3 separate regions of the Mus musculus genome follow, and all the other regions are linked to region 2. Evidence: chromatin loops called from intact Hi-C (ENCODE). Cell type or tissue: left cerebral cortex. All regions are shown on one strand.

What was found. Peaks named below come from ENCODE experiments on the same cell type or tissue, not always from the same donor. Only the 100,000 strongest peaks of a DNase experiment are listed, where the experiment ranks them.
Region 1: it touches region 2 in a loop (5-fold over the local background); 3 of 42 quality-filtered maps call a loop at or near these places.
Region 3: a loop joins it to region 2, with 2.6 times the contacts of the local background. A loop is called at or near these places in 3 of 42 quality-filtered maps.

Annotation. Positions count from the first base shown.
Region 1 is chr1:154,789,726-154,792,225 of GRCm38, reverse strand. It overlaps Gm51649 (a long non-coding RNA gene), which reads right to left. Exons shown (of 4, transcript XR_003948055.1): 4 at 867-1,409. It also overlaps a transcript of Cacna1e not described here. Among named protein-coding and RNA genes, the nearest start is that of Gm51649, 4.0 kb to the right of the region's middle. In left cerebral cortex, no CTCF peak of the experiment used is centred here; DNase peaks (open chromatin) are centred at 174, 370, 513 and 1,328; H3K27ac peaks cover 1,235 bases.
Region 2 is chr1:154,864,828-154,867,327 of GRCm38, reverse strand. It overlaps a transcript of Cacna1e not described here. Among named protein-coding and RNA genes, the nearest start is that of Gm41976, 46 kb to the left of the region's middle. In left cerebral cortex, no CTCF peak of the experiment used is centred here; a DNase peak (open chromatin) is centred at 1,152.
Region 3 is chr1:154,785,050-154,787,549 of GRCm38, reverse strand. Gm51649 (a long non-coding RNA gene) reads right to left here and starts at 565. Exons shown (of 4, transcript XR_003948055.1): 1 at 208-565. It also overlaps a transcript of Cacna1e not described here. In left cerebral cortex, a CTCF peak has its summit at 1,116 (motif pointing left); a DNase peak (open chromatin) is centred at 1,134.

The sequences.
Region 1 (2,500 bases), 75 kb after region 2:
TAGCTCTTGCTTCCTCAACACGCAGACGTGTATACATTTTGTGCTGGATGGAGTGTAAGCAGAGACTTTGTCTTAGCTCTAGGTTTGAGAACAGTGTCTGCTGTATGGCTGAGCAGGAGCCAGCCATGCGGTGTGATTGTGTGGGTTGTCGACTCCATCTGAACAATCAGCTGAGGAAACGAGGAGTCTTCTTGCTTGCCCTCTTCAGGGCTTCTAGAACCCCGCGTCTCCTGCCTTCTGTTCTGTACACAGCATCCCGCAGGTTTTTTCGCAGGCAGGGATTTACTGCAGGAAGTCAGCTCCTCTGCCAGTTTCCGGCCCCTCCCTCAGCTTTGCTTCTCCTGGGGCCTTCTCCATCATCATCCAAACAGCTGACAGCCCACCCACCACACACCTGCATACACACAGACAGACAGGCAGGCAGGCAGGCACGCGCGCACACACACACACACACACACACACACACACACACACACACACACAGAGAGAGCATTACAAATTCCTCCTCCTTGGCACCAAGTCAGGACTCTGGTGATGCAGGAAGCAGACTAGAAACCAACCTGGGAGTTTCCCTCTGGTGTTATTGCCTACAGTGGGGTGAGCCAAATGCTGGTAAGGGAAGGGCCGAGTGAGGAGGAGGATTCTCCGAGTGCCAGGCTGTTTCCTCCAAAGGCTCTCCAGGCATGTTCGAAAGACAGGAGCTTCATCTGCTTCCTCAGGAAATGGGTTACGAATGCCATTTCCTGGAAGAACCTGTTAAGCGATTTCCTCAAGCTTGCTGTGTGGGTTAGCAAGAGCTTGGGTTAAGACTTCTTATAGCGTAAGGTTTGTAATTTTACCAAGTAGCACAAGAGCGGGTCTTTACTAGTGAAATTCTTTAATATAATTCCCTCCAGCTTACACAATGTCTTCACATATACCATTCATGTGATCTTCACAATGAACCTATAGAATAGCTGTTATGATTCCTAATTTACTGCAGAGAAAAATGAGCCCCAAAGCAAGAGATAGTGCCAGGTCAGGAGCCCACCTTAACAATGACTGCTGATTGAGCCCTGCCTATGCGCTAGGTGCCTTGCTTGTGTTATTTATACTAATGGAAATAATAGGTACCATTATAAAGAACAGAAACATTTCACACGGGACTATTATTACATATAGGCTTGGGAGAAAGGAAATTATGTGTAACTCCAACGTCTGCGTAGGCTGGCATGGCTTTCTTTATGAAGAGGGAAGCGGCATGTCCGCCACCACAGTGCTTATCACCGGTATTGTAATTGCCTGTTTACCTGTCTGTTTCCCACTCTGGGCTGTGCACAGAGATGCCTGTCTGCTCTCCACTGCGTCTCTATTGCCCGGCGCCGCCTCTCCATTGCTCAGTGCTGCGTCCCCGTTGCTTGGCACAGTACCTGGCACATGACAGACACAGAATAGATGAAAAGAGAAAATAGAGAGCAATGTCGATTTGTATATTGGGTAACAAAGGCTTGACGAGGCCAAGCGGCTGGCTCTGTGTGACAGAGCCGGGGGTCCACGTCGTATCCCCTGACTGCACAGCTGGTGCTTGCTCCACTAAGGTGTTCTCTCTGCCCCAGTGTCCCCCGCAGGGACCATCAAAACACTGGGTGGATGGCAGGAGTCCAGTTCATCCTTGACTTATTACAAGGTTGCTTGTAGACGTTACTGTTACTTGGGCAGACTGTAAGCCCTGGTGGGATTTAATGCTTACCTCGCAGTCCTGTTGTAAATCTGAGACACTTTTGTTAGACCACATAGAGCAATGTTAATAAGACCCAGGATCGTTCTGGGCTTCCTCTGTGCCTACAGTCTTCATGGGTGGCATCAACTAGGACTCTCTATTTACTCAACTCCTGTGTGTGTGTGTCCGTGTGTGTGTGTGTGTGTGTGTGTGTGTGTGTGTGTGTGTGTCCTGACCCACCCCTCTCCAGCTTACTCCCTTGAGACAGGGTATTTCACTGAGTCTGGAACTAGGCTAGTGGCCAGGAAGCCCTAGTGATCTTCCTGTTCACACCCCTCTGTACCCCCTTTTCACACAGCTCATGGGTTACAGGCATTGTGTACAGCCATGCCCAGGGCTTTTTGTTTGTTTGTTTGTTTGTTTTGTTGATGTTACCGTAAGTGCTGGGGATTTGAACTTAGGTCCTCAAGCTCCTGTAGCAAGCGCTTTTACTTGCTGAGCCACATCCCCAGTCCCCAAACCTTTGATTCTTGTAGCAAAATATTTGGTTGATATCTCTGCACTCTTGTCTCATGTTTAAGATATAACACTATAGGAACAAAACTCCTCACCCCCTTCTGACATGGTTTCACCCCATCATTAGTCCTGGCTCAGGATGCAGTGCCATCTATCCAGTTGCCCAAACCAAATGCTAGATATCACTCATTCCTCCTTTCTCTCTCTTCTGGCCAGGCCACTGTCACCTACACTATCACAATAGCGCTCTAATTGGCCTCTCCCCTTGGATGTTGGTTTCCCGAA
Region 2 (2,500 bases):
TCAAGAAAATGCACCATACACTTGGTCATTCTGGTGGGGGCATTTTTCTTAATTGAGTTTTTTTCTTCCAAAATGACTCTAGTTTGTGTCAAGTTGACATAAGACTAGCCAGCATAGAGAACATATGTTGATGTCTAAAGTTTCTCTGGTAGATATAATTAAAATACATCTGGACCTACTCCTATGTTCTTGTCAAAAATTGTTAAACTTTGAGTGTAGTGATGTTTAGCTGCTGTAATCAGAGAACCTTCTGAAAATCCAATGGATGCTATGGACTCCAACTGGAAAAACTCACAGCCAGAAGTCTCACAGCCACCAGGGAACTCCAAAGTCCACTGAAAGCCACCATGTTAGATACTGGGTGGATCACCCCAGAAAGAGAATATAGGTTATGAATCTGCCCTGAGAGGACTGAGTGGTCAGAGGACTCATGCTGGTAGGGGAGCAGGCCTGGGCTTTCCCTGCAGAACACAGAACCTGGTGGTGCAGGAATTGTAGGGGCATTTCCATTTTCAACATACAAACTGGTCCTCTTGAAGAAAACCTTCTGACCTGGTGGGACAGGGACTCTCACTGTCTCTATTGCTCTCTTGCACACACACACACACACACACACACACACACACACACACACACACACACACACACACACATATAGACAGAGAGAGAGAGACAGAGAGAGGCAGAGACAGAGAGACAGAGACAGAGAGACAGAGACAGAGACAGAGTCAGAGTCAGATAGAGAGAATATATGTGTGTGTGTCCGTGTGTGAGAGAGTATGTGTATGTACACATGCACGTGTGTGCATGTGGAGGCCTGAAATTAATAGCAAGTGATTTCCTCAATCTCTTTTTACCTTTATTTATTGAGGCTGGTTCTCTGTCTGAACCTGGATCTCAAACATTTCTCCTAGCCTAGCTAGCTAGTTAGCACCAGGGATCCCCTCTCTCTGCCTCTAAAATGCTGGGATTAAAGATGGCTGCCTGTTATACTTTTCAGGTGGGTGCTAGCTATCCAAACACCAGACCTCACACTTGTACAGCATAAATGATTCATTCACAGAACCATCTCTCCAGCCTTGAAGCAGGGGCTGCCTTGCTCAGCTGTAAGCCCTGATGTTAGACAGCAGCAGAAGGTAGAGTGGGTGTAGATGATGTCACTTCCCACACTCTTCCAAAACAGACATTCTGGAAGTCTGTGGAAAGAATACCCCTCTAGAGCCCAGGCGCTTGCTTATGCTGTCTCTCCTCTCTTCTGCCCATCCTCCAGCACTAGCTGTAGCCAGGAAATCTCTGATGTCTCTTTAAGCCCACACCTGCCAACTACTGCTCAGAATTGGTGTCCTTTATGGCCACCGCGTCCTCTGTGTACTGTGTTCTCACACTGCTGTCCCTTTTGCCTACTTTTTAAAAGATGGATGTTTTGTGGTGAATTTAAACAGGTACAAAGTAGTATAGAATAATAAATAACCCCCAAGAATCATTACCTAGCCACAATAATTATCAACTCAGGGCCATTTTTTTTTCTCACTTAAGCCTCCTACTCTACCTCTCCATTGGGGTTTTTCTTTGAAGCAAACCTTAGCCATTGTATGATTCTACCCATAAATATTTCAGTACCAGTCTCTAAAAGGGAGCAGATTAAAGGAACATTGCAGCAATACCGTGCTCTCAGGAATTGATTGTAATTTCTTAATCTCTTCAAATCTCTGAGTAGTGCTGACATTTCTCCAACCCGGACTTTCTTCTACAAGTGGTTTATTTGAATTAGAATTCTAATTAGGTCCACACTATGTGTTTGGTTGGAATGTTTTTCTCAAGGACTCAATCTGTAAATTTCCTTCTCCACTCTCTTTTGAGCCTTACTGTTTGTTTAAGCAATGTGATCTTTTTTTTTCCCCTTGTAGTGTTTTCCACATTCTTGGTTTTGCTGGTTGTATCCTTTTGTGTTGTTGAGTGCTCTGTTCCCGGACATCCTATAAATCGATACTTAGGTTCACCAGTTTCAGTTTATTATTATTATTATTATTATTATTATTATTATTATTATTATTACTACTACTACTACTACTATCTACTACTATTATTACTACTACTAGTATTATCATCATTGTCTCGTTAGGTGACTTTCTGGGGGTGGCAACATTTTTGTCGCAGGTGCAGTGTCTGGTTGTTTCTCTTCTTGGGGCACTAGCAGCTACTGGGGATTGTTACTTATATCAGATTTCTCAAAATTCTTCTTTGGAGGGCCAAGACAACAAATATTTTAGTTGGTAGACCCTGTGGCCTCTTTCTTAACCACTGAGGAAGCAGCTAAAGCCAATATGTAAAAAAAGAATAGGCATGGACGAGTGCCCAAAAGTACTACCTATAAAAGCGAAAAGCCAAGTGTAGTCCAAGCATGCCGATTTACTGAGCCCTTTCTAGAATGTTCACTGTGGCTTTTACACACCATTGGTCAAGGGGTAACTAACCTTGCGATCCCTTCTTTATTCACTAG
Region 3 (2,500 bases), 80 kb after region 2:
ACCTTGGGTTTTGTGAGAGACCTTACTTTAAATATAAGGAAGGGAAGCATACATGCTAACCTCTGGTCTCCACATGAAAACACATGTATGTGCATCCATGCATCTGTGCACTCACACATGAACATTCACACACACACACACACACACACACACACACACACACACACACACGCACACACAGGCCCTTTGGGCAGCTTCAGCACCTACCCTTCGATTTCTTTACTTGTTCTGGAAAGCTTCAAAACAAGGGTCCAGCTGTACAACTGGTCTTCAATGACTTCTGTTTTTCTTAGTGTTTCTACCTTTATATCTTCCACAGTTCTAGAAACTTCCCTCTGGGGCAGAGAGAGAAAAAGAACTGGGTGTTGCCTGAAGCAATGCAGCTTTGACTCACAGCTGTGGATCTGTCCTTAGACCCCCCACTGGGGGCTAAAGAAGGCTCCTGCTTTGCTAGAAGTACAAGGAACACATGCTTCAGGAACAGTGACTGACAGACAGTGTCAGCATTCAGGAAGCTGAGGTGGAAGATCTCGGGTTTGAGACTAGTCTGGCCTACATAGTATAAACACAGAGGGGGAAGGGGAAGGGGAGGGGGAGGGGGAGGGGAGAAGGAGGGGGAGAGGGAGAGATGGAGAGGGAGAGGGGGAGGGAGGGGGAGGGAGAGAGAGGGAGGGAGAGAAGGAGAGAGGGAGAGAGGGGGAGGTGGGTGGGGAGGGAGGGGGAGGGGGAGAGAGGGAGGGAGAGGAGAGAGGGAGAAGGGGGAGGTGGAGGGGGAAGTGGAAGGGGGAGGGGAGGAGGGAGAGAGGGAGAGAGGGAGAGAGGGAGAGAGAGGGAGAAGAAACACCCACCTCCCGCCTCAAAGCAGTAGGAAGTTCAAGGCAGTAGGAAGCTAGCCTTCCTGCTTCCCCTGAAGCCATCAGCTGCTCTGGGGTGGGGGTAGAGGTGGAGGTGCATAGGTGTCTCTGCCTTTTCTTGAACACTATGCCAGCACTAGATCTGTTGCACAGTCATCTTTATGGGGGGAAAAAAAGAGTATTGAAAACCACATCATGCTAGTAGTAAAAAGGGAAAGTAACTCTATGCTGCCCTCCAGTGGTTTTTGTCTGTTCATTGCAGTCATAGTCTGGGAAGCTGCACATTGTTACAGAGAACTAGCGCATCCTAGAGGCCATTCATCGAATGACAGGCCAGGAAGCAGAAACTAAAACCTTGGCAGAGAGGGTGAGCAGGGCCAGAGGTATCGCTCTAATCCCAGGCATCCCCGCCACCCTAGCCTGCACTGGCTTTTCATCCTGCTTCTGAAAGAGCCCACCGGGGTACCTTGGCTGCACGTGAGTCAAGGCAAAGATGAAGGACATCTTCCCTTGGATGTGATAGGATGCCCGGAGACAGAGTAGAAACAGTGCTGAGGAGGTGAACATAATCGAGGGAATCTGTGGTGGGCATTAGAGCTGAAAACATCGTTGAAAACAGATGCTTATGTAACAGGGTCGATGCCCACGCAGCCCCAGCACCTAGCTGCACGAGACCGTTGATACCACCGTCTCATAACTTCATCTGAGAAGCTGAGGTGCAGCCACGTGCCAGCTTCCTGACTTGGAGCCCTTTCCTCTTAACACTGCACATCCCTCTGCTGGCCATTCCTAGGCCTTGCTCTCTTTTATCTGCCCCCACCCCGGCCCACCACTTTTCTCTTGTCCTGAAGTAGAGAAGGGACGAATGTGGGTGGAGTTTGCCTCCTTCCTCCCCTTCCCCTCTCGTCCAGAGCCCCTTGCTTGCAGATCCTTTGCAGCGATGCCCACATACACCGCCCAGCTTCATCATGTTCGCCCTGTGCCCTAAGACACCGCCTCATTACCTGCGGGTGTTAGTTGCAGAAGCCCCCATCCTCCCCAGACTTAGAGCAGGGGGAGGTTCTGTGTTTAGAGCAGGTCAGAGCTGTGGCTAGTTAACGAAAGAAAGCATACGTGGGTCAGCGGAGTGTGTCGCTGATGTAATGAACGTGCTGGGTCCACTCCAGCTTTGTGCCGTAGCCCTTGATCTCATCCTTCCCAGGGTACCATCTACACAACAGTTGTCCTTCCCCGTCTCCAATGACTAAGCTGCCTAGAGCTTGTTCCTTCTTTCCTTCACCCCCGTTCTGTCTTCTCTGTCACGGAAGTGAAATCAAACTATGCTTGGAAGTTTACAATTTGCTTTTTAAAAATTTTTTAAATTTACTTAAAAATATTAGTATAAGATGGTCCCCTTTCTCTGGCTGTTTCTAGAAAGATGGTTCTTAGCGTCTCTATAAGGCAATACGTATAACTGCTGTGATCTCAAGTTCAGTGATGGGGGGATCTGCCAAGGAAAACCCGTGGCACGTGCTGCTATGCCTGCACTTCCATTTCTGCAGGCTGAGTCCGTGGGAGCCGCCTGTGGAAGGGCCTTTCCCGCGTTGTGCCCTCACTCCCCCACCTCCTGGCTGCTGCTGCTTCATAGCGCCCCTCCCCTGCATCTC